3 separate regions of the Homo sapiens genome follow, and regions 1 and 2 are each linked to region 3. Evidence: chromatin contacts called from ENCODE Hi-C data. All regions are on one chromosome and are shown on one strand. The core of a region is the stretch at or near the end of the contact, and the rest is flanking DNA. Distances in the headings are between cores, read along the strand shown. Region 1 holds the start of FLNA (filamin A). Region 2 holds the start of HCFC1 (host cell factor C1). Region 3 overlaps ZNF185 (zinc finger protein 185 with LIM domain).

Region 1 (4,275 bases), core at 818-3,317, 1.4 Mb before region 3:
AGACCACTGGAAGCCAGGCAGGCTCCTGAGCAGCAGAGCCTCCATCTTATACAGGGAGAGTCAGGACCCTGCGATCAGGGGAGACTTGTCCAAGAGCCCTGAGTACAGCAATTAATTCATGGAACATTCCCCCACCAGTACCTGGTCCCTGGGGGTGATGACCTGGACAGCCTCAGAGAGTTTCCCGTCAAGGGTAGGGTGGGATTTGCAGTCATCAGAGGGTCTGGGAAGGGCGTGTGCAGGAAAATCTGAGGGCCTCAGGGGGTTCTTCCTGGGAAGTGCAGGCAGAGGAGACATCGGGATGCAACCAATTCTAAGTCAAGAATAAGAAAACTGAGTTGCTCCTTAAGGATGGAATGGCTTGCAAGCAGTATATGCTGTATAACTTACAATCCCAACATGATTGAGTTACGAGGAAAAAATATCAACATGGAAACATTCCTCAGTGTCTATGACAAGTAGATGATTGTTCACTGAGCTGTTAACGTTATTTTTTTATTTGTATTTTTATTTTTATATTTATTATTTTTTTCCAAGACACAGTCTAGCTCTATCACCCAGGCTGGAGTGCAGTGGCGCAATCTCAGCTCACTGCAACCTCCGCCTCCCAGGTTCACGCGATTCTCCTGTCTCAGCCTCCCGAGTAGCTGGGATTACAGGCGCCTGCCACCACGCCCAGCTAATTTTTGTATTTTTAGTAGAGACCGGGTTTCACTGTGTTGACCAGGCTGGTCTCAAACTCCTGACCTCGTGATCCACCTGCCTCAGCCTCCCAAAGTGCTGGGATCCACCACGCCCGGCCTTTTTTTTTTTTTTTTTTTTTTTTTTTGAGACGGAGTCTCTATCACCCAGGTTGGAGTGCAGTGACGTGATCTCGGCTCACTGCAACCTCTGCCGCCCGGGTTCACGCGATTTTCCCGCCTCAGCCTCCCGAGTAGCTGGGATTACAGGCGCCTGCCACTGCGCCCGGCTAGTTTTTATATTTTTAGTAGAGACGGGGTTTCACCATCTTGGCCAGGCTGTTCTTGAACTCCTGACCTCGTGATCCACCCACTTCGGCCTCCCAAAGTGCTGGGATTACAGGCATGAACCACCGCACCTGGCCTTTTTTTTTATGTTTAGTGACAGGGTTTCACTGTGTGACCCAGGCTGGAGTGTAGTGGTGAAATTATAGCTCACTGCAGCCTCAAACTCCCGGGCTTAAACGATCCTCCCATCTGTCTCCTGAGCAGCTGAGACTACCGGTGCACGTCACCACGCCCAGCTAATTTTTATATTTTTGGTAGAGATAGTGTCTTGCTGTGTTGCCCAGGTTGGTCTCAAACTCCCGGGCTCAATTAATCCACCTGCCTCAGCTTCCCACAGTGCTAGGATTATAGGCATGAGCCACCATGCCCGGCCAATGTTTTCTTTAAGATCAGAATCTTCTTAATACTAAACAAACTTAACTTTCTCGTCCCCCTGAGCGATCCTGTTTCTGCTGCCCACCCCAGGCCAGACCTGGCAGCGCCTGATCCATGGCAGTCAGGTTCATCCCAGGGCTCGGAGCCCTGCAGTCCCGTCCCGGGGCCCTGCCTGACGTAGGCGCCCAGCCAACACCTGCAACGACCTGTTGCCCCCACCCCAGGAAACAATCCCGGCTTGGGACAGACACCAGGGGCTGTGACTGTGGGTGGCTCCTTGGAGAAGGTGGCCTTGGGCCTCGGCCTTTCCACCTGGGGTGCGCTTGGCTCCCCCAGACTCAGACACGCAGGATCCTTGTGATTGGGCCTAGACACGAGCCCTGCAGTCCCTGTGGGCGCTGGAGGCGACTCCCCCACGAAGCCCTCCCTCCCCCAGGGCCTGGCGGCCCTCGCCGGCGGTGAGCTCATCTCGGGGGGCGGCGTCGCCCGGCGGCGGGTCGCTGGAGCTCACGGCGTGCCCCCGCACCCCCGCCCCCCACGCACCCGTCCCGGGCTCCTGGGCAATTTTACCAATTAAGGCTTTCTCGCCGGGCCGGGCCGGGCGCGGGGCGGGCGCGGGGCGGGGGTGCGGCCAACAAGAAGGCGGGCGGCGGCGGCCCATTCGCGTGGAGGCGCGTCGCGCGCAGCGGACGCCGACAGAATCCCCGAGGCGCCTGGCGCGGGCGCGGGCGCGAAGGCGATCCGGGCGCCACCCCGCGGTCATCGGTCACCGGTCGCTCTCAGGAACAGCAGGTGAGGTCTCCGCGGCCCGGCTTCGCGCCGTAGGGTCGCCGCGCTCCTCGTCGGCCGGGGGCGGGGTTGGAGAAGGCGGGCAGAGAGGCCGGAAAACGCAGGCGCCAGCTCGCGCCCAGGTCCGGGCCAGGTTCAGCTGGGATGCGTGAGCCGATGGAGGCTCCCCTGGCATCTGGGAGTGAGTGTCCAGAGAATAGCTTCCCTAGTTGACCCACGAGCCATGTCTGTGCCCACGAATGTGGGAGCCTGAGGCCATGGGGGGTCCCCGAGAGAGAGAGGGTGTCTGGGCACTTGCCCATGAACGGACCACTGCATGCCTGAGAGAGAAGGGCCCTGACACCAGGAACTTGTGTGGACTCAGGGCGAGTGGCCACCTGGAAGGACACTTCTCAGCCAGTGTGCCCACTGGGAGGGGGACAGCGTGTCCCTTGCTGGCTCGAGTCCACAGGGCACCAGCTGCTTTGGGCACAGGGGAGCTGGTTCTGGGGCTGCTCTACTCCATGGGGGCCATGGTGAGGATGAGACCAGGCCAGGTTCCTTGGTTGGGCCCTGGGCCCTATGCCAGGTTGGCTCTGAGTTGGATGCGCACTGCCAGCCAGGATATAACCAACAATGTCCCCAGATTCCCGTGCCACCTGGGGCCAGGCAAAATAGGTTAAAATCCACTGGCAGACCCATTTGTAAGTGCTCCGAGTGCACCGTCAAGGTGGGAGCTTGGGAATGGGCGACCTCACCTGCCGCACCTGGACTTGCCAGCACAGGTCTCTTCTCACCTTGCCAGTCTGCGGCTTCCTTCCCTCCTGCGCCCCCTGGCTACGCAGGCCTGGAAACAGCTCCTTAGGGATCCCAGCTGAACAGCTCCTGGGCTTGGGCTATACCTCCCAGTGGGAGGGTCTGGCCTGGGGTCTGAGGGCCAGGGGTGGTGTGGTGGGCGGGGTGTGCCTAACATCCAAGAATCTACTCCAAATAAGGGAAAATATGAAAGAGCTGGATTTTGGCTTCCCAGGACTGCCCGATCTGGTGGCTTTGGGATCGGGCGACATCTGGCGGTTGATACTATGTTCTAGGGACAAGAACCCTCTACACGCCCATTCCTTGTTTCCTCTAAATAGGGAAAAGCTAGGGCTGGAAGACACGGCACCCACCTCCTGACACTCTTTCTGCTGGAATTGACCACTGGTCACTCTGACTCAGTTTCCCTGAGCTCTGAAGATTAAGGAATGAACCCAGACAACCCAGCTCAATGGCCCTTAGTGGAGAGAGAGTCAATTATTGATGGAATTCCGTGCCTGGGAACTTGCTTTCCAGTGGGGCAGGGGGACCAGAAGGACAACTTCAAGCCCGTCTTGAATGGGGCCCGTGCAGGGAGGGGTCTGTATGGGTTCCCCCTTCCCAGCCCTCCCTCCCACCTCCACCCCAGCTCCCAGACGCCCAGGCGCACTTGGTGCAGGTGTGTCTCAAAGTGGTCAGGAGAGGGGACAATATACAGGGGTTGGCCTCAGTACTGGAAAATGCCATTTGCACCCCCTAACACCACTACTAGTGGGAAAAACCAGTGGGGCCACAGGCTGCCCCGAAGTGAATGTGCTGGGCGGATCACAGCCCCACCACGTGTCATGTAGACACCCAGGGCTACAGGAGAGTCAACCATATTTGGGCATGACGTGCTGGCCAACCCAGGGCCTCCATCTCTCACTGGTCTTTAGCAGATAAATTAATTATTACTAGAATTGAACAGGAGGGACAGATACCTGCCTTCCTAGAAAAAAAAAAAAAACACTCAGAGGAGGAAACATTCTGGAGAGGGGAGGTACCGAGGACTGAGAGGGAGGGGAGTGCACAATGGGGAGGAAGCCATAGGCAGGCTGGCTTCTGACTGAAGATAGTAGCAGTGAGCGTCCCCAGCCGTCCCCTGGTCCCAGTCTACATCTCGGCACAGCAGCCACTGCACCATCTCCAGAGTTATCTACCAGAAAATTTTGAGTGAAGAGCCCCCACAGCTCTGGGGACACAACCCCCCAGGCCCCTGATCCCTGTCCTCAGGCCTCCTCTGCACCTGCCACCACACCTGAAGCCCACC
Region 2 (4,699 bases), core at 1,122-3,621, 1.0 Mb before region 3:
TCCGGCTGCAGGGGTTCAGTCTATCTGACCGGGGGTACGGGCTGACAGTGACCATGTAATCAAAGCACCTGTCCAAGACCCCCAGGAAAACCGAGCTGGTTACCTTATAGCCTAGCTTCCCTGTACCTTTGAATTGCCATGATCCTTATTATGTGACACTCAAATCTCGTCACAGCTTCCCCCAGCGCCTGGCATGGGAAAGCCAACACCTCAACAGCACTGGCCCCTGGGTCTGGGGTCTTTCAGGGAAGCCCTGGGAAGCCTGACAATCTCCTGGCTAAAGGCCCCAGACTCTCCCGCACGCGTTTAAACAGCAGGCACTGTCACCTCCAGGCCTTTAGCATTTATGGTTAGTTATGTCCCCCGCTCCGCATGACCTTTCTTGCTGTCTTTCTGTGGATAAAGGAATATCAATTAACATTAATTTAGCTTCTGGACTGATTCCAGGCAAGGCCCTTGGAAACCAGCAGCTGCTTTTGTGTGTGTGTGTGTGTGTGTGTGTGTTTTTGAGACAGGGTCTTGCTCTGTCGCCCAGGCTGGAGCAGTGGCGCGATCTCAGCTCACTGCAGCCCTGAACTCCCTGGCTCAAGCCATCCTCCCACCTCAGCGTTCCAAGTACCTGGGACCACAGGCGTGTGCCACCATGCCTCCGGGTCTCGCTATGTTGCCCCGGCTAGGCTCAAGCAATCCTCCCACCTCAGCCTTCCAAAGTGTTGGGATTACAGGCATGAGCCAACGCATCAGGCCTTAGTTTTCTTATTTACCATGGGTGGGGGACTTGGGGACATATGTGAGGTAACTAGCCAAGGTCACAAAGAGCAGGTGGTGGCACAGACAGGCAAGAATTCTTCTCTTTGTCCCTTCTCAAATGGATACTTCCAACTGCATGAACTAAAACACAGACGATTACAAAATACATGTAATATGTTGAGAGGCGACTTTAAAAATATTGTTGAAAATGTGTGAGAGGGTGACGTGTGCTTCTTTACTAACGCATTAAATTACAAGGTCTTCCAGCAGGACGCATAACTTCAGTAACTTCAAAGTAATAATTCTGCCCGCCGGTAGATCTGGTAGATCTTGTAATTTAACTGAACTTCTAGACGTTTACAACAAAAGCCACAGGCTCTGACAGGACCGGTCTGTCCATTTCTACTGGCGACTGCCGCTCCCGGGCAGCAGCTTGGGTCCCCGCGCTGCGGCCTGCGCGTGGCAGGGCGGATGCCGCCGCCGCCGCCGCCGCCGCCGCGCCCGGGCGGCCTCCTAGAGGAGGCGAAACGTGGGGGCGAGGCCGGGACCCACCTCCCAGGGCTGCGGTGAGCACTTACAGTATTGGCGCGAAAAGGCCAGCTATCACCATACGGGTATTTCGCCTCACTCGCCTCGCTGGGGGAAATTCAAATCTCCGAAAAGGGAGGATCCGAGCAGCGCCGGTGCGCCTGCGCGCAGGGCGGGACTCGAAGCCTGGGAAGCGGGCGGGGCGAGGTGACGCGAGATGACGCGGACGCCTCCCGCGGTCGCCCGCCCGGCTCGTGCGCCACCGGCCCGACTGCGGGCCTCTCGGCAGTGGGGGCGGCCGAGCGCGCGGCGGTCTGGGGCGCGCGGCCCGGCTCATTTTGCTGCGGCGCGGGCGGAGGCGGTGGCGCCCGAGGGCGGGCCCCGCAGCCTGGGAGCCTGGGAGCGGGCGGAGGCTCCACCCCCGGGCGCCGGCGCTCGGCTGCGTCGCCTCCCACTGTCGCCCCGCCCCCGGCTCCCCCGCGGCGCGCCTCGGGCCGCCTCCTGCGGCTGCTGGGTGTGCAGGGCGCGAAAATGCTCGCTTCCCGGCCGCAGGCGCGGCTGCAGTGGCTGTTCGCCAACCCCGGCCACCTGCGTGCCGCTGTCCCCAGTGCTGGTTAAAGGCAGTTCTTCGGGCGTGCGTCCCTTATCAACCCGAGAGACCGTTCCCAAGGGGGCGGGGCCGAGCGCGTCGGAGGGGTTAGCAGTCTCATCCGGGCATTTCCGAGATGCCGCCGCCGCCATCTTTGTTTTGTGCTGAAAGTCGCTATTGACGCCCGCGGACGGCCGGGCGAGGGGAAGTGGCAAGATGGCGGCTCCCAGGGCGGAGGCGTGGAGGCTCGCCCGGTGGGGGGGCCGTGGGGCGGGGCGCGCCTGCGCCTGCACCTGATCTGAGCGCGACTCGAGCTTTAGCCCAGCGCGCGGCAGCGCCGACCCCCACCCCCGCCGCGAGGCAGCGCAGGGGTCCTTTAAGAGGCTTGGGCCCAGGGGCGAAGCGGTGCGAGGGCGAGTGGGGGGAAGCGGTGACGTCACCCGGCTCCGCCTCCTCGCCCGACCGCCGGCGCCGCTGCCGCCATGTTTAGTTGTTACTTCTTCACACAAGATGGCGGCTCCCAGGGAGGAGGCATGAGCGCCCTGCCGTTACCGCTTCTTCTGCCGTACAGTTGCCGCTTCGGGGCCTAACTCTAGCTCTTTGAAGCGGCTCCTGTGGGAAGGAGTCATAAGGCGGGAAGTGAGGATCGGACACCGCCTTGAGTTTGGTGTGCAGTGGAAGAACTGACCTAGGAGGAAGAGAATAGGGGGGAACGGGGAGCTAGTCTCAAGATGGCGGCTCCCACGGCGGCAGGCGCAGCCTGAGCAGCAGAGGCGGACTAAGGGGAGAGGCGCGAGACTTCACAAGCCGTACGGCGCGAGCCCCCAAACGGCCCTCGAGAGCTCGAGCTGGTTCCACCGGCCTCCGGCCCGCCTCCATTCGTTAGGTGTGTCGAGGCTGTTTCGGGAGCGGCGGCTGCACTAAGGCGCTGGGCGGGGAAGCGGGACGGTCTCAAGATGGCGGCTCCCACAATTGTGGTCTGAGCGCCGGCGGGGCTGCGACGACCGCGGCGCTTGTGGCTCCTTTCCACCCGCCCCGGAAGCCGGCCAGTGCTGGGGACTTGGGGGTGTGGGAACCGGGCCGGGGCTCCGCCATTTCCGGCGGGGGAGGGCTACGACTGAGGAAGGGAGGAGAGAGAGGCGGCTCAAGATGGCGGCTCCCAGGGCCTCCCGCCCGAGCTTGTAAGCGGGAGCGCCCGGACAAGTAGTCGGGGCGACGGGACTCAGCGGCCTCCAGCTTCTTGAGCCTAGGCGCTCGACAGTTTCGGGCGGCTCTTGCGGAGACGGGGTGAGCGAGAAGAAAGGGAAGAGCCAAAGGGAAGGAGGGCAGTTAAGATGGCGGCCTCCATGGAGTCGTCTACCGCTGTGTGAGAAACCGCTTCTCCGTGAGAGCTGCCTTAGACGAAAGGGGGTGTGTGAAAGGAATTGAGGGGCTCCCTTCCCGCTTGTTGACTTCTCCCCACCGCACCCTTTCCCGGAACTATGGCTTCGGCCGTGTCGCCCGCCAACTTGCCAGCGGTGCTTCTGCAGCCCCGCTGGAAGCGAGTGGTGGGCTGGTCGGGTCCGGTGCCACGGCCCCGCCACGGCCACCGCGCCGTGGCCATCAAGGAGCTCATCGTGGTGTTTGGCGGCGGCAACGAGGGAATAGTGGACGAACTGCACGTGTACAACACGGGTGAGTGCAAAGCCCGCTGGGTCTTCGGCTCTTTCCCTCCCTCCATCTCCTCCCTCTCCCTCCTCTTTCCTCCCTCCCTCCATCTGCTCCCTCCCTCTCCTCCCTCCCTCCATCTCCTCCCTCACCCTCTACCCTTCCCTCTCTCTCTCCCCTCCTCCCTTACCCGTCCTTCTCCCCTCTCCCCGTCCCCCTCCCCCTTCTCCCCTCCTCCCCCTCCCTCCCCACTGATCGGCTTGCCCCTCCCCTTTGCTGTGCCGGGCTTCAGTGCTTTTCTCTGATCTTCTCCCCGTTCCCTTGTCTCTCCCGTGTTTGAGGATTGGTTTTCGTTAGTTAAAAGAAAGCCCCTAGTCCGACTGGTGAGGGAGAGGGGCTGTCGCCAGCGGTGGTGACTTCAGACCCACACCGTTACCCAGCGGGCTGGGGCTGGGGCTGGGGCGGGCGGATGTGTCCCCTTGGCGCAGGCAGAGCTCCCCTCCCTCCCTCCCTCCCTTCTCCTGCGCCTGCTCAGCTCTCCCTCATCTCGAGTGCCCATTCTGGAGAAATGACCATTTCTAGATTACAGATTCGTTCTCTGTCTCTCGAAAAAGGGAGGGAAGGGAAGCGCTCTTAGGACGCAGAGTTTAACATCCGCCGACCCGGGTAATGCCGGAGCCTTGGGGACCCCTAGGACGGGCCGGCGGCAGGGCCGCCTCTCCCTTTCCACGTTTACTTCTGCAGCATTTCTTTCCAAGTCGCCCCTTCTCCTAATCTGGTGCCTTCTGGTTTACAAGCTGAATTCCAGTTACCCCTCAGCGGCCTGCGTAGTCGTGTGTCTCCCCGCTTCTGCGGATCCAGGGGGTTACCCCACCCGCTCTTCTGCCTCCCTGCAAAACCCAAAGCCCGTTAGTTGGGAAGGGGAGGAACCTCTCTCTTCAGGTATGGCTGATGCACCACGGCCTTCGTGGGGGCCGTTTGTTGTTGCCTCTGCCTAGTAGCCTTGCTTAGTCTCTAGGGCAGAAAGCCTGCTGCTGTCCACGACAGCTTTGTGGCATCCTTTTTCTTGGTGGCTACTTGGCCCGTTTTGTGCCCCTAGCACAAGGGTCAGTTCCCAAGTTGCCTACTGACTGCCCGTTGGCCCACAGGACCCTGGCCTTGCCCAGAAGGCAGGGTCAGGGTGAG
Region 3 (4,752 bases), core at 1,917-4,416:
AAGCAAGGACCTCTGGCCTCACACAGAAAAGGACCAGAGGGAAACTGAGGCTGGCTGCTGGCATGCATCCCATGTGTTAGGTTTGAGAGACCAGAGCCAGGCTGAGGAATGCAAGAGGTCAGCAAAAATTTTCTTTGCTGAGTTCCTTGGCAAGATAAAGCTAGCACAGCCCTCTCCTCACCCTGTTCCTGAAGCCACCCTATCAAAGCAATGGATCATGGCAGGAGAGTGAAGGCAGAGCCAGAATACTTCATTGGCAGGGACAAGATGAGGAAAGACTGGAAGCTGGTCAAGGGAATGACCTGGAACTGGGAGACAGAGAGAGCACAGAGATCACAGCAAGGCAATGGGTCAAAATCAGTTAAGTGGACAGGACGATCGCCACAAAATACCAGAAATAAGGACATCTTGAAAATGCAGCCAGTCCTGCCTCGAACTGGAAGCCTCTACCACATGTCCTGCCAGTGCAAGAGCCAATAGGTGGGTTCCCAGTGACCAAAGCTGGATGTGAGAGCCAGAAAATTCTGTCACAGAGAGGGAGATGAAGTTCACCTGGCAGGAATGGGTAAAATGTCATCAAATCATGGCATTCTCTCCTGCCCTCTAGGCCCTGCCCATGTTGCAATGGCTGTGAAGCACTTCCTGAGACCACACTGTTTCCAGTTCAACAACTCCAGTTTTCCATGGATTTTTGGAAATGACAATTGACAGAATGTTTCAGGATGATATAAAATCTGATACTAGATTGCCTGTAAAAACATTTTCAAAACTCAATTATTTTCAAATGTGAAAAAATATGCTACAAGTCACCTAGGATTTCAAAATTGGGAAAGTTCTTACAGCTACCACAAACATCACAATTGGGTGTGGATCCACACTGATCTACAAAGGCCAGAAGCCAGGAAACTACCACTTTGGGAGACCTGAGCTGCTCACAGAAAAGCACAAGCATCTGGTGTTGTCTGTTCCCTAGTACCTGGCTGTTCCTTGGTTCTTGGTCTCTCTCAGAAAATTCAGAGCCCCTGTTTCCTCAGGCTACTGCTGCCAACTTCTTGCAATCAATGAGCAACCCTGAGTCAGCACTGTGGAGCTACATTACTGTCCAAATCCATGGCCATCCCAGTGCTGATGGCAGTGGAAGAGCTCATCCAACTGGTACAGTTGTTATTTCTGGCAGTGAATCACATCCACACCATGGCACACCTTGCTCAGAGAGTTTCCATCTCCATTAACAGAAAAAGCAACCTATATCCCTCCCCTGACCCAGGTTTCCAGGTTCGAACTGGCTGCCAGACAACCTGGTTCTCTGTGCATCCTTTCTGTGCCAGACTTAGTCTAACAGATTTGATGCTATGGCTCCAAGCTGAAACCCATGAATATCTACCCCTGAGATGCTGGTTTCTCTCCTTCCCTCTGGCTCCTAACCACACTCACCTGCAGAGGATAAACAGGCATGCCTAGTGTGTGGGGGTTTGTCCTGGGTTGCTGCCCTGGACAAAAACACTGGCTCTAGCAGGTAAGGTCCCAGTGCAGTTTGGCTCGTACCTGCTGGTGCAGCTCTCTCGTCTGACGAATTGCTCAGATCCGCTGGGGCTGTTCTGCTGTTCTGGGGTACTGGGATCTGCAGGTTGCTGAGTGGGTACAGCTGGGTCTCCTTGGCCACCTCTTGGGGCTCCAGGCCTGTCCTGCCAGGCCTCTCCGACCTTGGTGGCCACATCCTTCCCCTCAAAATCAGTCAACACGCTGAGGAAGAATAAGACCCTTATGAAGTGAGTGCCCTGAGACTAGACTTTGTTCTCCCATGGCAGGTAGGCTGGCTGTCATGTCTCGTGGACTTGGAGGGACTCATCTCCCCAAGAGTGGGGCAGACAGGAAGGAGGCACAATCCCCACCCCAAGGAGCAGTCAGTCTCCTCCTCAGTAGGACCCCCGCAGTGCTGCTCCTTTCTGACAAGGGCAAAGTCACCTGACGACTTCAATGAGGTGTTAAAAGACATCGTCTTCTGGCTGGAAACACACTGGTATTCTTGTCCCCATCCTCCCACTGCCATCTCTCCTTTCTCCAGTTCTTTCCCGCCTCCGGCCTCTCTAGGAAGACCTAAGCCATTCAGCCTTCTTCCCTGACCATGGTGCTCAAGACCTGTGCGCTGGCCAGGCTCATCAAATACCCGGCAGTCTAGGGAGGAGCTTCTCCCCCAAGCTACCCTGGAGGGCTCGGTAGGGGCAAGGGTAGGGGAGTGCGCACGTGTTGGTCACCAGATTCCCAAATCCGCTGTTGACCCCACAAAGGGGGGAAGGGCCAGGAGAATCCAAAATTTCTTAGGCGGGGCCATTATGAGAACCCTAGACCCATTTGTGATCCTCGAGCGCCATCTGGCGGCAGGAACCGGGACTGCTGCAGAAAAAGCCTCTCCACGGTCGATCTCGCCCAAAACAACCATTTTCTTTGTTGATCGTCTCATTTCCCGGCGAGCACCGCAGGCAGAGTCTGCGGCTGCAGGAAATGGCGGCACGCGCAGGCGTACTCACGCCGGCCGCACCCCGGCCTGTGCACGCACGATCTCAGCGCGCGTGCGTGCACCCGCCCACTTATCGTTGTGACCGCGTAGTTTTCACATGTGGAACCTTCTTGTCTTCTTTATTGGAAGTAGTCATAGCTATTCCTGGAAAGCAATAGCATTTTCATCCCCTGCCCCCCTTTTTTTTTTTTTGAGACGGAGTTTCGGTCTGTCGCCCAGGCTGGAGTGCAGTGGTGTGATCTCGACTCACTGCAACCTCCGCCTCCCGGGTTCCAGAGATTCTGGGACTACAGGCGCCCGCTGCCACGCGTGGCTAATTCTTTGTATTTTAGTAGAGACGGGGCTTCACCTTGTTGGCCAGGCTGGTTGTGAACTCCTGAACTCAGGCAATCCGCCCGCCTCGGCCTCTCAAACTGCTGGGATTACAGGCGTGAGCCACCGTGCCTGGCCATCCCTTTTTTTTTACAGATGAAAAAGTTGACATAAGGGTCCAATTTGCAACTAATAGTAGTCAAAATGGAACTTCCTTGTTCCTGCTGCAGTTCAACCTGATCAGGTGACTCCTGCTACATACACTTTTAGCGTCTCTAAACTTAGTTCCTCCCACCTAACCCCAGCTGCTTCTCTTCCCCTTCCAGCAGCCAAACTCCTTAGAAAGAGCTGTCTACGCTCACTCTTGTCACCTTTTCCTTCCTTTCTTACCATCAACATTCCATGGAACCTATTAATTGCTTCTGGAAAACTGAGTTCCTTCTGGGTTACACATTACGCCCGGGAGGCAGCAAATTCTTACAGAAATGGTGACATCTTACGAAAGATAACTTACAGTGGAACATTCCAAATGAACAACAACACACTGAAGTGCATTTTAAAAAAAAATTCTTTTGTGTTGTGGCTTGGCTCCCGGGGCAATGGTGCAGAGAGCCAGATCACCAGGGCCACTCAGGGAAAGGGAGCCCAGAAGCCTGGCATGCCAGCAAAAGGGTAAATATCTCTTCCCAGTCAGATTTCAGGCTTCTCTCTCTCTGTGCAAACTGATTGTAAAATCACTGTTTATCTCCTCTGTAAAATTTTAATTAATGCAAAAAGGAATTCTGAGGCTGTCTAGTCTTAAGCTGTAGTCAATCTGGTATATTTTGTGCTATAAAGTCGTTTTTCTGTGTCGAGGGGTACCTTAGGATAAAACATGGGCTTGGGCCCCCATAAGCTTGCTGCTCAAGATGGCCCAGCAAGCTGGTCAGTGACAAACTTTGCTGCAGGTCCCTGAAACCAACAAAAAACTGGACAAGGTCGCCATCCTGTTTTATGTCCTTGGGAGCTTGACCTTGTAACCATGTGGCAGTACTTTCTCCTTGTCTCTACCTTCCAGGGAACAGGAATTTTAGGGTTCATATCATAGTTAGTTCTAAAAATTATCTTGACTAGTTAAAAGCCTTTGCAAGCTCAAAATTAACTACTCTAGACTCCTTCTGGGCTCAGTAGTTAAGGTTTTGCCCTTTCACAGTGGCAGTCTGGGTTCGATTCCTGGCTTAGGAAATAAGTCCTTTCTGGTTTAATATCTGCATGACCTTGTCTATACCTTTCTCCTCCATGGACTGTCTTAAATTTTCCTTTGAGCACCTGGGAGTTCGAGACCAGCCTGGCCAACATGATGAAACCCCCTCTCTACTAACATACAAAAAAAAAAAAATAGCCAGACATGGTGGCACACGCCTGTAGTCCCAGCTGCTCCAGAGGCTGAGGCAGGAGAACTGCTTGAACTGGGGAGACAGAGGTTGCAGTGAGCCGAGATCATGCCACTGTCAGCCTAGGCGACAGAACAAGACTCCGTCTCAAAAAAAAAAAAAAAATTAACCTTGTAAAAAATTTTATGTATGATAATACTAAATTTAAAAGGGTATTATTAGGTTTTTCCATAAATTGAACATGGACATAAAAGCACAACAGGTTTTCTTAGAGCACTAATCTGCTCTTCAACAAAAATTGTAAAGGGTTATAAAAGGTTTATAAAATTCTTACCTTATGTTCAAACTGATTAAGATTGAATACATTTGTCTATAAGGTTTTATTTAAGAATTGGGTTTGACATCGATAATGCACTAATGCAACAGTGACATTTGGCTTATTTGGTATAAAAATCATGGGAGGCATTGTCAAAATAAAAATACTGTTTTGTTTTGTTTTGAGACTGAGTTTTGCCCTCGTTGCCCAGGCTGGAGTGCAATGGCATGATC

The links. A loop is a pair of places that touch in the nucleus more often than their neighbours do. Pooled maps may share reads with other maps.
Region 1: a loop to region 3 is called in a pooled map, with 7 times the contacts of the local background. The contact joins the promoter of FLNA here to the enhancer-like site in region 3. A Hi-C loop is called at or near these places in 1 of 168 maps with a recorded cell type or tissue (PC-9), 2 of 37 single-sample maps with no recorded cell type and 11 of 50 pooled maps.
Region 2: a loop to region 3 is called in a map of naive thymus-derived CD4-positive, alpha-beta T cell, with 10 times the contacts of the local background. The contact joins the promoter of HCFC1 here to the enhancer-like site in region 3. A Hi-C loop is called at or near these places in 3 of 168 maps with a recorded cell type or tissue (B cell, GM12878 and naive thymus-derived CD4-positive, alpha-beta T cell) and 7 of 50 pooled maps.

What each region holds. Positions count from the first base shown.
Region 1 is chrX:154,372,426-154,376,700 of GRCh38, reverse strand. It overlaps FLNA (filamin A), which reads left to right and starts at 2,067. Exons shown (of 48, transcript NM_001110556.2): 1 at 2,067-2,195. RefSeq lists silencers at 1,981-2,120, 2,131-2,190, 3,733-3,792 and an enhancer at 3,280-3,329.
Region 2 is chrX:153,969,490-153,974,188 of GRCh38, reverse strand. HCFC1 (host cell factor C1) reads left to right here and starts at 2,371. Exons shown (of 26, transcript NM_005334.3): 1 at 2,371-3,541. The coding sequence starts at 3,349. TMEM187 (transmembrane protein 187) reads right to left here and starts at 1,435. Exons shown (of 2, transcript NM_003492.3): 1 at 1,329-1,435. HCFC1-AS1 (HCFC1 antisense RNA 1) reads right to left here. Exons shown (of 3, transcript NR_046608.3): 3 at 4,098-4,404. RefSeq lists silencers at 1,151-1,260, 1,371-1,820, 2,051-2,290 and enhancers at 2,521-3,280, 2,922-3,771, 3,761-4,000.
Region 3 is chrX:152,956,690-152,961,441 of GRCh38, reverse strand. ZNF185 (zinc finger protein 185 with LIM domain) reads right to left here. Exons shown (of 25, transcript NM_001395254.1): 19 at 1,546-1,743. Among named protein-coding and RNA genes, the nearest start is that of PNMA5, 35 kb to the left of the region's middle. RefSeq lists enhancers at 2,094-2,223, 2,234-2,283. Within about 2 kb of position 3,166, at least 19 of the 41 ENCODE cell types and tissues checked have a DNase peak (open chromatin) inside an H3K27ac peak, as active enhancers do; they include B cell, where a contact is called at or near this core.